Regions from separate parts of the Mus musculus genome. Here region 2 is linked to region 1. A link is a loop called in an ENCODE intact Hi-C map of the cell type or tissue named here. Cell type or tissue: heart. All regions are shown on one strand. Links, peaks and the distances in the headings refer to the core of each region. The heading gives the core; the rest is flanking DNA. Region 1 overlaps Ubash3b (ubiquitin associated and SH3 domain containing, B). Region 2 holds the start of Ubash3b (ubiquitin associated and SH3 domain containing, B).

Region 1 (8,326 bases), core at 162-8,161:
ACTTTATTGTTTAGTTTTTCCATTGCTCATGTATGAAATGAGACAATACTAATTAATGCCTACGTCACAGTTGCTCTGAAAATTAAGCTAGACACATTAAGTGCTTCCATGGTGCTTGACACGTAAATAGCACCTAAGAAATGTTACTTCTTCCTGTTATTGACAGGCAGTTCTGGGGAGCACTCTGGTCGGAACAGACTTGCATGGTTGCCATCGTTGATGGGAGGTTGTTGTCATCAGAAGACCTGTACTGTTGCTGCTAATGTCCATTAGGAATGAGGTCTTACACTTGCTATGTTATGAGTGTCTGCAGACACCATTCAGTAAGCTTTTGCATCAGCAGGCCTTTCCTGACTACTGTGAGTAGCGAGGGGCTCTCATCTCTGAGGAGCATTACTGATCTTTCATGGCAGATATTTCTGGAGAGCCACCAAGGAAGTCCACAGTGCTGACTACTGCTCTCCTCCTCTCTGCACCCCTCAGCCCCCTCTGCTTCTCTCTCTGTCCTCCGAAGTCATCACATTGATGTACACAGCTTTTGCCTCCCTCAGCAAGGAATAATTACAAAACCCAATTCCAAACAGGCAGCAGAAGTTTCTGTTTGCGTTGCAGGATGCAGCGTGTGCTTCGCAGCTGCGCTCTCACCCGGCAGGGTGAGTTCTTCAGCCTCCACCAAGGTCCTCTGACTATCAGGCCAGTCACCCTGAGATTAGGGGTTTATGAACCTCAGCTCCTTGAAATTTAGTCAAATCTGCATGTTCCAGCCTCAAGAAGGTTCCAGAAACAGAGGAGATTAAAGTGGTCACGGGTCCAGCAGCTTCCTTCAGGGACAGACCCTGTGGGGAGAGGACTTAAACAGGCACTCTCTGGCCATGCTGGAGTAGAAGGCACACCATGGAGGCAGTGGGTGGAGCCTGTTGAGGTCCAGGATGAAGAGAAAACTTGGGGTACAGGTAGGGACGATGAACATCCTGAAAGGAAATCTCCAGCCCCTCTATGCCTTGGGACATTGAATGTCCTTTGATCTTCTGAGGATGTCTCTCAGAAACTCTCAGCTTAGAGTTTTTAACCTGGTCAACTCTAAAAGGAAATGTAGGTTACAGACATGAGCTCCCTCTATCCCCAGGAGGATGGCAACCTCATATTGTCTACTTTGAGACTCAGGTCAGGCTGCAGGGCAGAACCCAGAGAACTTGCTGGAAGGGAGAGAGGAAGGACGGTCCTGTTTTCCTCCTAAGACATGGGCATGGCTGCCGCAGCCTCACAGTTTATCTATCATAGAGAGACACGTTGTCTGTAGTCTCCAGTCTCCTTTCCTTGGATTGGCACAGATCTGAGCCTGAGTTTCTCCAGCACAGCTGACACCTAAATACAAGAAGCTGAGCAAGACTTGGGAAGCTCGGGCTCCAGGCTACTCTCACGGGGCGTCCTCGGGGCTCCCTCTGAACATCCTGCCTGTGTCAGCGGCCACGTCTTCTAGGTCTCAATATTTTCCTCCAATTATCTTACCATTCCCCGGAGCCTTAAAGTAAGGATGAGGGAAGAGATCCTGTCTTCCTTGTCCATCCTCGGCCTCTTTCTGGATCTTGATTTCTCATCCCAAGAACTGCTTAGGACCCCCTGTAACTGAAATAACAGAGACTATGGGGAGAAGACTTGGAGGGAACTTCCTGATCATGTTGTATTGTCCGTTTAGTGAGTTAAAAGAAATTCTATACTGATTGATGTAGATACAGCTCTTTGCCCCCAAAGAAGTGATCCTAGTCTATGGTTCCCCCAAACAATCACTTCAGGGCATCATGAGCCTGTAGCCCCAAGGAAGGTATTCTGGCCACACCCAGATAGTCTGGAAACCTGTGGTCCCCAGCCACAAGTATTAGGCGTGGTTGAATCACTGCAATCAGCCCAAGGGCTTGGTGATGTCAGCTGCTGCCAGTGGGGGTGGGGAGATGGTGGCTATAATTAGCTTTGTGAGTACCCCATGTTCAGCAGAGGGGAAACAGGCCCCTTGAAGTGTGTCTGTTTTCCACTGCTACACCCCGGGGGTGTCACCGCAGGTCCTTTTAAGCTGCCCAGAGTGTCTTGTTCTCCAAGAACTGCTGTGGCTGTTGGTGGCGGTTCCTTAGCTTTTGAGAAGTCACACAGGGCCTGGTCAAGCATCAGCAAATGACTTCCGGTTCCCTTCCCCCTTCTCTCCACTGACAGGGTGACATTAGACCTAGAAGACAAGGCCGCTGACACAGGCAGGCAGTTCAGAGGGAGCCCCGAGGAAGCCCTATGAGAGTAGCCTGGAGCCCGAACTTCCCAAGTCTTGTTCATTTTCTCGTATTTAGGTGTCAGCTGTGCTGGGGAAACTCAGGCTCAGATCTGTGTCAATCCAAGGAAAGAAGACAGACAGGAGACTACAGTCAGCCTGCCACTCAACTATAAGGGATTCTTTCACCCAGGACTTAAAGCCACCCAAGAAGAGCTGCATATACACACTCGACCTAATTCAGTTGTCACTTTCCTTGTTCCAAACAACCTATTATAAGGTCTCAGGCTTATCTACAGAGTTGTAAAGTCCTGCTGGTCTCTGTGACAGTTCACAGCATATGCATTCAGTGCCGAGAGGCACCAGGGAGGGCTGTTGAGTCTACTCACTTGGCTTTGCCTCTCAGCTCTGCTGAGCTATTTGGCCTCAAGTAACTCCTTCAACTTTTGAGGACCAGCCTCCTGATCCTTAAAATTGGGATCCTTAAAATTTGCATCACGGGACTCTCCAGCCATTAGTTATGACCAACATACAAACAAATCAATACCGCATTCAACAGACTCTTCGTAAAATACTATTTGTATTGAGAGTGATAGTAGAATGCAGAAAAAAATTGCAGTCCTAGGTTTTTTTTTTCTTTACTCAAGGACTTTGTACCGTTAACTTAATGCTTTCTCAATGAACAATACGTCTCACCCATGAACACATTTTGTTGTTATTATTGTGAAAACTATTTGAACGGGACCAGTAAGATGATAGAAAGCTAGAAATAAAAAGCTAGGCTACCTCACGCAACCTGCATTTTGAGAAAGGAAAAGGAGAATGTGTTCCTTACGGCAGAGTGACCCGAATACTCGGGCAATGGAAATACAAAACCAAGTAACACTGTCTTCATGTCAAATATTGTTCTGAGAACCTGAGAACTACGACCTCAGTTGTAACCGAAGACAGCAGGGAGCAGCACCGACGCCCACTTAACAGAGATCTTTTAACCAGTGTAATCAAAAGTCAGAGTAATTCAAGACCCCATAGCTCCTAAGTCAGGTCCCCACTCTGCCCTAGATATCCACCAGTATCTACTAATTGTGCTGAACTTATCTGGGAAGCTGGGGGCAGGTGAAAGTTTGCCATTAACATTTGTGATGGAACAGCCATTAGGAAGACCCAACACTCCGACATCTTACATTTGCACTGGCCCTCCTGCTTTCTCTCTCTAACCTCTCTACTGAAAATAAGTTTCCAAGAGTAAGAAGCCTAGCGTAGGCCCCATGACATCATCAGCACTGGCTTCCTGCGACTGTGTCAGTCCAAGAGTAAGAAGCCTAGCGTAGGCCCCATGACATCAGAATCAGTACTAGCTTCTCTTGTCAGTCGAGAAGTTTCCAACGGCAGGAGCAACTGGGCTTCCAGTGAGGGCTCATGTCCTCTGTTCCCCCTTCCGGCCAAACCTAAGGTATAAAACACACTAACAGTAAAACTTCTCAGCGCATTTTCTGCATTCTCTACTCTTCCCACTTTCAGTGTCTCCTTTCCTATTGAGGGTACTGACATCACAGCATCGCCCTGTCCACAGCCAGCTGCATCCTCCATCTCCAGCAAGACATAAAGATGGCTGAGTCCTCCTTGGCTCATGATTTCTTAAACGTACTTAGCCTTCAGGAGTCTCCTCTCTCCACCTTCTCCATTAATTGCTTCTGCTCAGATCCTGTTGTGAGTTATTTCATCTCCTCCCCTAAATATTGGAGGAGCCCAGGCTGAAAACCAAGGCCCTCAAACTTGCTGTACAGATGCTATATATAGAGCTTCTTGTGCTCTTCCTGCCTCTTCTCCCCAAGGGCTGGGACTGCAGGCAACCCCATCACACCTGGTTCCTATGGTGCTCTGAGTCCAATGGAGAGCATTGTGTGTGCAAGGCAAGTATTCTGCCTACTGATCCACATCCCCAGCTGTTCCCAAATCAGTTTTATTCATATTCCTGGCTTTGAATAGATTCCATATACTGATAATTCCTGTGCTGACCTCCCAACCCAGGCTGGCTCTTTCTCCTGTTTCCTAGAGTCAACACCCTGTGAATGCCAGAGCAAAACTCTCTCCAGAGAACTAAAAGCCTGAATCTTGTCAGTCCACACAGAACACTGTATGACTATCATTCTGTGACTCCCCAAGGAGAAAAGGTCACCCTCTCCTAAGACACATCCTAAAGAGGGGAGAAACATGCTCCCAAATGTCACCCAGAGCCGATAGTGCGCCTTGAAGGCTGCCTAGTCTAAGGGGTTGTGCTGCGTGGTTTGGAAAAGGGTTTTAAGGGAATGAACTGACTTGGGTAGGAAAGGAAGACATCTTCGAAGGCCTTTCCAAACCACTAAGGAACAAACGTAGCTCCCTCCTCCCACCCACGCACCACTGGAAATAACTTTAACACTGGAAGTCGGCTGAACAGGCCGTCTGGATCTGACTCTTAAAGGGATGGCGTTCCAACAAAGAAACAAGGAAATCATCTTGAGAACCACTGAACTCTTAGGCAAGTTCACTCTGTCAACTAGCCTCAGGGAAGCTTTGAGCTAGAGCAAAATACAGAAAATACTATCACCGAGGAAATAGTAATTATGACCAAAACGAACAAACAAACAAAGGCCTAGTTGTCTGCCCTGCCACCACACCCCTGCTTTTAAGAGTGTGGAAGTTAACAAAATACCAGCTGGCCTGGTTATTTGGAACCTGTTATTAAAACTAATCTAGAAGGCTAGGGATGTATCTCCATTTGCAGGCTGCCTGCCTACCATGCAAGAAGCCCTCCCTGGGTTTGATCCCCAGTAACACACGAACTGGGTGTGGCTCATGCTTGTAATCCCAGCGCTTATGAGACAGAGAATGAGAAGTTCAGGGTCAATGACCCTTAGCTGTGTAGGAAATTCAAGGCCAGCCTGAGTTACATGAAAGAAAGCAAAAGAAATCCCTTCCAACAAACAAAAATCACCTGATCTGGACTAATCTTCCTTTTATCAAATACTAGCTGAACACCTACTGTGTGCCAGATGCTGGCCTTGTCTCTGGGGTTACAGGAGTCAATGTGATTTAAAAATCTCTTTGCCATCATACTAGAGGGAAGAGACCACACAATAAAAATGTGTGTATCTCAGAGAGTAATCTGGAAAAGAATAAAGCAGGAAGGAAGGGAAGGGATTTCTATTTGTTACAGAAATGTCCGTTAAGCTAATAAAGGACTCAGAAGCCACGTGGATTCCGTAACAGGAACAGTCATGGCAGGGGGACCAGGGGACATCAACGGTCTGGGGCAGCAGTATGTTTAGAGGATTAGAGAAATGATGAATATAAATAAGTTGAAATCTTTTTTTTTTTAAAGAAAGAAATGATGCCTAGACTAGCTGTTTCAGTGGAATGAGCAGGCAAAGGAAGGTGGGAGATGGAACCAACAGAGCTCGAAGGGGCTACTAAAGGGTTTATTTTACTTTACGGTTTGGGGAAGAAAAGGGCTCACACATCCCTAGGTTGGCTTCGAACTCAGAATGTAGCTAAGTTTTACTTTCAACTTCTGATCTTCCTGTCTCTTCCTGTCAAGTTCTGGGACTATAGGCATGGTCTAGTGTACCTAGTTTTATGCCATGTTGGGCATCAAACCCAGAGCTTTGGTCATGCTAGGCAAACACTCTACCAAATGAGAAATCCTTCACCCAATATCTGTGTTTTGGCTGCAGAAAAACAAGATCAAAATTACCATTGCCAGGTTGGAGCTCACTGGAATCCAAGCACCAGCTAGCCAACACTAGTGACCTAGTCAGTGTGGCCAACAGATTTACTGACATCAGTAAAAGTAACTCACTGAGGGACCCAAGGTCTAGGAGAGGAACACTCTCCTACTTGGAGATGACAAAACCAAGGGAAGAAATATGGTTGTGATGCCAGTCTGGCATTCACAGGATGTTGACTCTAGGAAACAGGGGAAAGAACCAGGCTGGGTTGGGAGGTCAGCATCAGCCATCATGCTTAGTAGTAGATTTTGTTAGTGGGACAGGGTCCTGGCTGGCCTGAAGCTCACTGTGAAACCTTGGACATTTGATTTTCCTGCCTCCACCTTCTGAATACACAAGCATATGGAACCATGTTGGGTTTCTGCAGCTCTTGAGGTCCAATCCAGGGCTTCAGGTATGGAAGGCAAAGCCCACTGCTGACTGAGCTACCTCTCTAGCACAGTTACCAGACTTTTAAAGAGCAAAACGTTGCACAGTGGAGCTGGGGACGTGGCTCAGTGGTTAAAGTGTTTGCTATGCAAGATCAAGGACCAGAGTTCAGATGCCCAGAACGCAGCCAGGAGGAAATGAGTGGGTGGGGTGGCCACCTGTAGGTCTGTGCTTAAGAAGGAGAGGTAGGGACTTCTTGGAACTAGCGGAAACTTACAGAAATGGACCAAGTTTGCTGGCTAAAGTAGTTGAAATGGCAAACTCCAGGCTCAGACCATTCATCAATAAGGTGGAAAGCCATCCAAGAAGATGCTCAGCATTCACTTTGGAATTTTACACATGTGCACACATGTCCTTATGCAGCCATATACATGCACACACACATGCACGAATGCGCACGTTGCAATGCGTGTGTGTGTGTGTGTGTGTGTGTGTGTGTGTGGCCTTTGCCAGTGTCCTTCAACCCTTCCTGTGTGTTATTTCCTTTGCTCTGGAAGCTTCCTGTGGAAGACACATTTCAGGAACATTTTACAGATGAAGTCAGAGAGGCAGTGAAAGCTGGGACTAGCCGAAGCCGGCTGCCTATTGGCAAACCGGTAGGATCTGTCCCTCAAGACACTTGCTCCTTCCTAGCCTTGCAGGGCTTGCATGTCTGCATTACGTCTCTCCTGACCACTGGTAGGAGGGGTCCCCTCCTCTGCACTCTAAAGCACAAGGACTGCATTCAAAGGCGTGGTAGTTGTCTTTGGCTGTGGAAGCCATTACTAAATTGATGTCTTGCTTCTGACTCCCCTGCATCTGCTGGGCTTGGTAGGGAGGGGTGGGAGAAGAGTGTGTGTTCTTTGTCTAGGAGAACACATAGCAGCAGCAGGAGCCACCTCTGCTCTAAGTGTGAGGGCTCCTCTCCTCCACGCACCCAGGGAAGCCACCTAGGCTCCACCCTAGAAGCACACCACAGCATCCCATCAGCGTTAACAGCATCAGCCGTGTGATGGTGCAGACTTAGGACAGCATCTCGAGAGCGCCCAGGATGTTTCTGAAGGATGCGTTCCTGAAGCTTTCTCCAGAGATTTTTAACTGAGCAGGCTCTTAGGACGGATCCAGAGATCTATAATTAAATTAAAGGAACAAACCCTTTGGCAGTTCTGACAATGAACCAGGCTGGGAACAGTTTAGATTACTAAACCCTTTTGTACATAAGATTTCATTTGTTCCTTTCGGCACACGAGGAAGCTGTTAAGCTCCTCTGCAGATGTGACTCAAATATGGTAAATAACTTGTTCTGCACCACTAAGTTAGTAAATGGCACCAAGGCCTTTGTTCCTAAACTCAAGTCTACTTCTATTGCAGTCTCCCCGGAGACTCGTTCTCGATCTCGGTTACCTACAGGTATGGGTTGGGTTTTGTTGTTGTTGTTGTTTTTCCTCATACTCCACTTCCCAGTGAAAGGCCAGGATCAATTGCTCTTCCCTGAGAGCAACTCTGAATGGGTTTAGGAAAAGAGGGGACAGGTAAGGCTCCACGGAGGTACTACCAAGTGCCCTCACATGTCCTGGTATCTGGGCCCTTCTGGGCTAGCAGTGTCAGTAAAACAAGCTTCACCCATAGCAGGCAAGGCCTAGGAGCTCGTAGACTGCAAACTAGCCTTCATGGCTGAGTAGTTGTTTCCACCCAATTCCAGGAAAGTGTCTGACCTGAAGCTGAAGCCACTGACCACAGGCATGGCGAGCTGAGGAGAAGCCCTTCCCTCTTTCGTATGGTTGTAGTTTAGAGAGTCAGTCAGGACAGACCTCAGGATCTCATGTTTCATTGTAATAGGAAAACTGATGCTGGGTGGCCCTGGGGGAGGCTCTCGGAAACTGTGGCTTTTCTA
Region 2 (8,326 bases), core at 81-8,080, 55 kb before region 1:
CAGGTGAACATAAAACTATCCAGTACACTGGGATACTTAGGATCCTATTAAAAAACAAAACAAACAAACAAGAACAAACACAAAAAACCAGGGTCAGGGAAATAGATCAGTGCAAAATGTGCTTGTGCTAGCATGAAGACTAGCTTGAATCTCAGAATGCACCTAAGTGTTGGGTGGGCATGGTGGCCTGTTTGTAATTCCATACTCAGAAGGTAAAAAGGTAGAGACACATCCCAGAGCATCCCGGAGTTAGCTGGCTAGCCAGACTTGCTTTATCAGCAAGCTTGGGGTTTAACTGTGAGACCTTGCTTCAAAACAAATAAGGAAGGTGGGGAATGGTTGAGAAAGATTCCTGATGTCGATCTGGGACTCTCATATACATGAAGAACACACATGGGCTCATGCAATTTTACACACACACACAGACACAGAAAGACAGACAGACACACACACACACACACACACACACACACACACACACACCCCAAACCACTAACTAAACCAAAACTCTTATTCTGTGCTTTCAAAATTATTAAAAATATTTCCAAACTCTTTTTCATAAAAAAAAAAACACCTTCATAAAACTCCCCAAGATGTAAAGCTGGCAGGGTTTCTCTGCGCTACAAGAGGAAGTTAGATTCTTGCTTTATCCACCCAGTTTCCATTGGGTAATCCTGCCCCCACCCTCAAAGAGCTCCTGGGCTCCAGTGTCGTGGGATGACAGCCTAAGGGAAGCCCCACATTCTGCCAGCTGAGGAAACTGAGCCTAGGACAGCAGCACATGATGTCACATGCACCAAGAACTCCCTTGGAGATTAGGAGCTACAGTCACTCCCAGAGGTTCAAAAGCTGCTTTCATTCGTCAGGAGCACACTCGGCCCTCAGACCTGGAAGTAGCCTTCGGACTTTCCCCGCTGTTCTGAAGCAATTGTTGACCTTTCCTCCTGGCCCAAGAGAAGGAGAGGGGGAAAGACAGAACAGACTTCTGAAAGAGTAAGTACGGGCTGGTATGCTGGCTATAATCGTAGCACTTGGGAGGCTGAGGCAGGAGGATACCTTTCAAGCCAGCCTGGGCTACATAGTGAGACAGTGTTTCAGCAAGGGAAGAAGAAGGGGGAGGACGGATAGGAAAAGAGCAGGAAGAGGAAGAGAAGGAGGAAGAGGAGGAGGGGGAGGAGGAGGAGGAGGGGGAGGAGGAGGAGGAGAAGGAGGAGGAGGAGGAGGAAGAAGAGGAGGAAGAGGAAGAGGAGGAAGAGGAGGAAGTGAAGTCAGCTGATCCCATTCTGGGCATCTCTATGGTCTCTGTGGAAGTCCTATTGCAAGAAAGTGGCTGGGGCCAGTAACAAGAAGTGCAATAGTATTCACATAAACAAAAGAGCTTTGTGATCTGGGTGGATTCTGACACTACCGGGCACAGGGACGTGACAACTTGCTTTTCCTCTGAGAGAACAGCAGCTTAGTACTGATGCGTCAGCTCTGTCATTGTGCAAGCCCTCCCCCCCCACCCCCACCCCCACCGCCTCCTCCTTCCCCACAGCTATAAGATACACTGTCAGATGAACCCTCATTCTTCTTCCTCCTTTGTAACATAACAATATGGATGTTTATAAAGCTTCTCCTCGCCTCTCAAAGCCAATGCAATTAAAGCACAATGCATCTTCATTGCCAGCCCTCTAGCCCTGTGCCCAGCAAATAGCAGCGTCCCAATTAAAATAAGTCCAGGCACTGAGCTGAGGAAGGGTGAGGAGCCAGGCTGGGACTTCTGCAAAAACTGCCCTCAGACAGAACAGAAAGCAGTTTGCCCTGAAGGTGACAGGTTCTCAATAGCGGCCTTTGCTGGCTCCTTGCAACTGTTTTGGGGCCCATCATTTTCTCTGCCCTGCAGTTTTCCAGAGGCAGGGAAAAGCAACTGAAGCAAACTGTCCAGAGAAACAGCTCCAACAAACGGTATCAAGGGGCACAGAAGGCAATCACACAGAGCATGGGAGGCATGGGGAGGGGGGCAGAGGTCTGCAATAAAAACACTTGGAAGGAGGCTGATGCAGGAAGATCTTCAGTGTGAGGTTAACCTGTGCTACACAGGAAGACTGCCACAAACAATAGACAGACAGAAAGAAAGACAGACAGACAGACAGACAGACAGACAGACAGACAGACAGACTCAACTGTCTTATGGTTTGGCATCCTCTTTGTCGTCAAAACAGTAAGTGGTTGTTGGCTTACTATGAAAGCTTATTTTTATCAGACTTATTCATTTTATTTTATGTGTCTTTTGCCCACATACATGTCTGTGTACCACATGCATGTTTGGTGTTCACGGAGGTCAGAAGAGGGCATCGGACTCCGTGGAACTGGAGTTACAGAAGGTTATGAACTATCCTGTAGGAGTTGGGAATTGAACCTGGGTCCTCTGCAAGAGCAACAAATGCTCGAGAGGGATGAGCCATCTTTCCAACACACCCCCTCCCCCAAAGTTGGAATTTAAGAAGAAAACTTGGCGCAGTGAGATGGCTCAGAAGAACACTGAAGATCTGAGTCCCGTCCCTGGGATTCACACAGTAGAGGGAGAGAACTGATTCCGGCAAATTATCTTCTGACTTCCACACCCACACTGCTGTGCTCTTGTAAAGACACACACACACACACACACACACACACACACACACACACAGAATAAAAAAATAAAAAAAATGTAAAAGAAAATATCACAATGTAACTTTAAGCTCTTGCATTGATAGAAAGAAGTTCTTAGCAAGAAGACAGTACATACCTAGGACATGGGTGCAGGTTTCTCAAGAGAGAGTCACTTCAGCATCCGGCCAAAGCACAGACAGAATGAGCCACACATGCACAACCCTAAGGACAGCACCATTATCTAGTGAGGGCTCACTAAACTGGAGCCGCTGTTCTGTGCACAGCTTTGGATGCACAAAGTGCTGCCATAGACAGTATTTTCTCTTGATTGAAATCCAGATCATCTGGCTCAAGCCCAGATATCTGAAAAAAAAAAAAGACTTTAGAATGCTGGGTACTGTCCAGTAGACTTTCCTGAACACATCCCAAGGAGGCTAGTCTATGGATTATGGTTTTCTAAGCTGCTTCCAACCACTGCCTTAGCTAGACATTTCCTCTGCTGGGAAGAAGAAACTCCCCCACCTAGGAAATGTGAATTGCCCTTGGTCTCTTTCATAACACTAGGCAGAAATATGCAAATTCCTACCCAGGCTTCCTCTGTCTCACCTTCCCACTTCCAAATGCCACGGATACTCTGAAGAAACACCAGTGGAGGATGGGAGGTCAGGGGATTAAACTTTCATTTTCTTGGGTGCCTTATAAAGCAACATTTAAAGCTATGGCGAGGGCTTTATCCATCTTGGTCACCCTCCTCCCCCTTCCCTGCACTCTAAGTAGGCAAGCAGGAAAGAGCTTTAGTGCCTGGGGAATCTGGAGCTACCGACTACCCCTGTATAGATGGGACTACGAGGATGTTGGGGGTAGAGGTAACCCATTTGGGGGAAGAGGTGACCTGTTCGGGGCACCACGGGGAGTCAAAGTTCCATCTCTTCACGCTGGAGCTCTTCAGTTTTCCTCTGTCCCTCTGAGCTGAATTTTCTCATCTCTAAAAAAACGAGGCTATACAGGTAGGCATCCTCAAGGGCGCCATAAAAGGCCCATGAGTTAATTCAGCCATTATGCTCAGCACAATCATGGGCACACAAATGGATCCAATAAACATTAGGTATTATCATTGTCGTCATCATCATCATCATCACTCCCCCCGCCCCCACCCCCCCACCCCGAAAGAAGATCTGTGCCTCTTCTATTACACCAAATGGGATTGGTTCTTGATTGAGAACAATGCCTTTGTCTCCAGGTGATCAAGCTTTAACAGGCAACAGCAGTAATGACTTCTGTTCTTTGAGGTGGAGGTTGCTGGTCCTACTGGGGTGGGGGTGGGAGCTCACTTGTGGCTCCTATGCAGCAGGGATCCCGACTCCCGACTCAGAACCCTTTTATAGACAGGGTGCGCACTCACTCATGAAAGTCAGCTCTTTCCATTCGGAAGTGCTATAATTAGTGTCCTTTCTCTGTTCCTTCTCCTTCTAGCTCCTAGCCTTTCATTTCTCTGCTTCCCCTCCCTTTTTTCTTCCCCTTTCTCTTCTCCCTTCCTTCCTGGCCTTTGCCCTCTCAGGTCCTTCCATTTCCAAGAATCAGAGGCCCTTTTCCAGAAGTCGCTGTCCAGTCAGTCACTGAGGGCTGTGAGGTACTCGGCCTACAGTGATGTAACAACTTTGTAACTTTAGCGAGATCAATTTGAAGTGACACCTTTTCCCGGGTCTTATGGCTTAGCCTTCTGGACCTCTCCTCCATCCGTGCAGAGGGTTTCCATTACTGACCTCGCCAATGATCAAATGAAACGTGAAATGGGCTATTCTGAAGCCCGGAGGCCCAGATGGATCGATATGCAAGCCAAGGGCAGAGCTACGGCTCTGCGAATCCAAGCACACTGGCCTACTTCTGGAGACCTTCTGTCTAGAAGCAATTCCTACTATGGCTGGCTGTAATCCAGCCAGCCCAGCTTGGGCCGGCGCGGGCGCTTTAAGAGAGGGGCGGGGCCCGGCGCAGGCAAGGCAGGGCCTGCCCACAAGGCTGCTTTTCCTTTTTGATCCATTCAAAAATTACTCATTGCAAATTCCCGGACAGCTCGGGGAGGAGAAGCTGGTGGGGCGGAGGACAGAGAAGGCTGCAGCGGCGCAACGCTGGGACTCCGGGACCCCGCGGGCTGAGGTCGGACCCGCAGCAGCCACCGGCCCGCGCCGAGCTCCAGTGGCCTCTCCAGGAAGCGTCAGTCTCCGCCCGGAGATCTGGGAGCACCGCCCCCACCGTCCTCCCCGGACCCCCAGTCCCCGGCGCGCGGGCGATGGGCGGCCACTGAGCGGGCACTCGGCACCGCGACCCCAGCCCTCGGCATGGCCGCGCGCGAGGAGCTGTACAGCAAAGTCACCCCGCGCAGGGACCGCCTGCAGCGCCCGGGCACAGTCAAGCATGGGTCGGCGCTGGACGTGCTCCTGTCCATGGGCTTTCCCCGCGCCCGCGCGTAAGTCACCCGCCTGGGCCCCGCGACCCTCGACTTCGCTCCGGCTCGCCATCCTGGCGCTGCCTGAAACCTGCTTAGGGGAACACGATGGGCGCGCTGGCGGCGGGAGTGTCGGGCTAGGGGATTGCTTGGGGATGCTGGACGGCCGGGGTATCAGGTTCGAATCCCGGGTTTCGCTGGTAGCTCTGGGCGGTTCGCGCGCGCTCCCCCAGAGGTCTCTTATATTAAGCCCGGGAGAGGCGGGTCCCTTGGAGGACTTGGATCCCTTATCCATCCAGAGTGGTGAGCTGTTTGGGAGCGGAGGTTAGGGGTCGGTCTACTGGTGGCTGGCGAAAGGCGAGGGGCAGCGGGGCAGGGTGGCCGGCGCCCCCGCTGCAGAGGCTTCCAGCTCCGGATGTCGCTCTTGAGCTCCCGGCTCCCTCCGGAGTGGGAGGAGCGGGAGCGTGGGTGTCGCTGCGTGTTCATTGATAAGAGAGGATGGAATGGGAAGAAGTGATTCCTCCAGGGGACCAGGGTTCTCGTCAGTGGTGACGGCAGCGCAGAAAGCTGTGGGTGCTCAAAAGTATGGGGCGGGGTTGGGGGGGGGGCTGCCCTCCTGCCTCCTCCTTCCTTTCCGAGGGTGGGCAGGTGAAGGGCAAGAGAGCACAGGTGGCTGTAGCTGTAGCCTTCTGGGAAGAGCAGGGTTGCCAGCGACAGCCTGCAACAGTTCTCTGGAGCCGGTGCACACCAGGGCAAGGGGCTGGAACCTCTCCTGATAGAAAGCCGTCGCCTTCTCTGGTTAATTCCTGGCTTGCTTATTTCCTCGGTGGAGACACAAAGTTCGGGATGGTGGCAGGTGCTGCTCTCTCTTTCAGTTACGTCACCAGAATTGAAGAGTTGGGCGAACTTAATCAGATAGGGTCGAGTCAGTAAGTTCGTTCTTGCCTCGGCTTTCATTCACGAGGTAACTCCAGGTGTCCTAACTGGGAGCCTTGTTTCCTTACTAACGTGGGGGAGGTCTAAGGAGAGAAGACTCCTATTCAGGAATGCATCGTCCTAGCCAACCTGCTCAGACAGGCTGCAGTGCTGTTTGGCCCGCTCCGTGAAAGGCTACAAAGTGGACCGAGACCTCTGCTTTCTGCTGACTTCCAAAACACTACAACACCTGGAGAAGATATGAAGGGTTTTGCATGGGGTGCCAAGTGGGGGTCCTCCATGGAAGGCCCTGAGGATGGGTGGCGATCTAGAGCCTCCTGAGAACCAGAGCGGAGTCCAAATGTACTGTAGAAGTTGCTTAGTTCCAGGCAGCTGCCATTCCTGAGGTGAGATCAGAATCAAGGACCCAAATTGATTAAATAAACGAAGAAGTGGTTCAGTGGGCTCTTTATGTGTTCATATTTGATATTCAGCGGGGCTTTAAGGGAACAGTCTGTTTCCTTCTGTGGTCCTCAGAGGCCTTGCTCCGGTCATGACAGACTAAAATGATGGCTTGATTAATTCTTCTTTAATCCCTGAGACCGCACAAGAGCAAGATTACTGTCGACATACTACTGAGGCTTGGAAACACTTTATTTACATTACCCAGCTTAGTGAAGACATATTCCATGCCTGTTTTATGACCTAGGAAGCTGGGGTTTAAAGAGGTTATACAACATACTTAGGGTCACACTAGTTCGGAGGAAAGCAGAGACTCAAACCCAGGCCTGCTGTCTGCACTGTCAGACCTCAAAGGAAGAGCCATGAGGTTCTGTGTGGATGTAGACAGGCACTAAGTCGGAACACTGTATCTGTTTCTATCAGCTGCTGGAACAAACAAATGGCTATAGGCTGGATGGCTTTAATCAGCAGAAATGCATTCTCTCCATATTCTAGAGGACAGATGTTCCAAGTTGCTCTCCCTGGGGTGAAACTGTGTTGGTGAGGTTGTTCTCACTCTGAAGGCTCCAGGGGGAGAGCGTCTGGTGGCTCATGGGAATTGTTTGATTGTGGCTACCCCATTTCATTCCACCCGGTCTGTATCCCTAATTGTATTCTCTTTGCACTAAACCCTCTGGGTGTCTTTTATGATACATATAGAAAACTCTCTGTGTGTGTGTGTGTGTGTGTGTGTGTGTGTGTGTGTGTGTGAGAGAGAGAGAGAGAGAGAGAGAGAGAGAGAGAGAGAAAGAAAGGCAGGCAGGCAGGACAGCTTATGAAAGTCTAGTTCTCTCCTTGTATCACATGGGTCTCAAGGAGCAAACACAGAACAGCAAGCTTGATGGTAAGCTCTTGATACAATCAACTCCAGGTCCATCCCTGTCATCAGCAAATGGCAGGACTCTGTTAGTTTTCATGGCTTAGTAGTATTCCACGAATGCATAAGATTGCCCTGTGGTCTCGTGGGTAATCCGGAATAATTACCCATGTCAAAGTCACTCCTGAACGTCATAAGGTCATTCTTTTTTTTTTTTTAATTAGTTATTTTTTTATTTAAATTTCTTTTTTTTTCCATTTTTTATTAGGTATTTAACTCATTTACATTTCCAATGCTATACCAAAAGTCCCCCATATCCACCCACCCCCACTCCCCTGCCCACCCACTCCCCCTTTTTGGCCCTGGTGTTCCCCTGTACTGGGGCATATAAAGTTTGCAAGTCCAATGGGCCTCTCTTTCCAGTGATGGCCGACTAGGCCATCTTTTGATATATATGCAGCTAGAGTCAAGAGCTCCGGGGTACTGGTTAGTTCATAATGTTGTTCCACCTATAGGGTTCATAAGGTCATTCTTGTAAAGTCTTTTCTTTGAGACATAGGCACCTGGCAGTGGTGGCTCACCCATTTAATCCCAGCACATGGGAAGCAGTGGCAGACAGCCTGATCTAGAGTGAGTTCCAAGACAGCCAGAGAGAGCTAAACAGAGAAAAACCGGTCTCAAACAACAAAACAAAACAACATCCCCCAAACCAAAACCAACACACATACACACAAACCTGGAAGGGGCGGGGGACCATAGATATCTTTTGGAGAGTCATTAGTTAGCCTACCACAAAGTATTTTACTGTTTCTGTTATTGCCTCCCTTCCTTTATCCAAGAGGAAACAGAGAAGCTCTAAGGAAGGGAGGTGGGAGGTGGGGTTTATTGCTCTTAGCTAAATTTCTCCTAACAGGAAGTGGTGTTCTTGGTGTCACCTGACCAAATTCAGTGTCCTGAGCAGGTTTTGTTTTGCTTTTTTGTTTGTTTGTTTGTTTTGTTTTGTTTTCATGCTCATG

Evidence for each region. Hi-C counts contacts between places; a loop is a spot of excess contacts. Peaks named below come from ENCODE experiments on the same cell type or tissue, not always from the same donor. Only the 100,000 strongest peaks of a DNase experiment are listed, where the experiment ranks them.
Region 2: it touches region 1 in a loop (1.8-fold over the local background); 4 of 42 quality-filtered maps call a loop at or near these places.

Annotation. Positions count from the first base shown.
Region 1 is chr9:41,099,148-41,107,473 of GRCm38, reverse strand. All of the region lies in intron 1 of Ubash3b (ubiquitin associated and SH3 domain containing, B), which reads left to right. Among named protein-coding and RNA genes, the nearest start is that of Ubash3b, 55 kb to the left of the region's middle. In heart, for the core only: no CTCF peak of the experiment used is centred there; DNase peaks (open chromatin) are centred at 2,093 and 4,663; H3K4me3 peaks cover 692 bases; H3K27ac peaks cover 4,807 bases.
Region 2 is chr9:41,154,071-41,162,396 of GRCm38, reverse strand. It overlaps Ubash3b (ubiquitin associated and SH3 domain containing, B), which reads left to right and starts at 4,335. Exons shown (of 14, transcript NM_176860.6): 1 at 4,335-5,098. The coding sequence starts at 4,971. Gm35657 (a long non-coding RNA gene) reads right to left here and starts at 3,754. Exons shown (of 8, transcript XR_870644.1): 1 at 2,771-3,754. In heart, for the core only: a CTCF peak has its summit at 4,653; DNase peaks (open chromatin) are centred at 746, 4,726, 4,806, 5,486 and 1 weaker place; H3K4me3 peaks cover 2,301 bases; H3K27ac peaks cover 2,301 bases.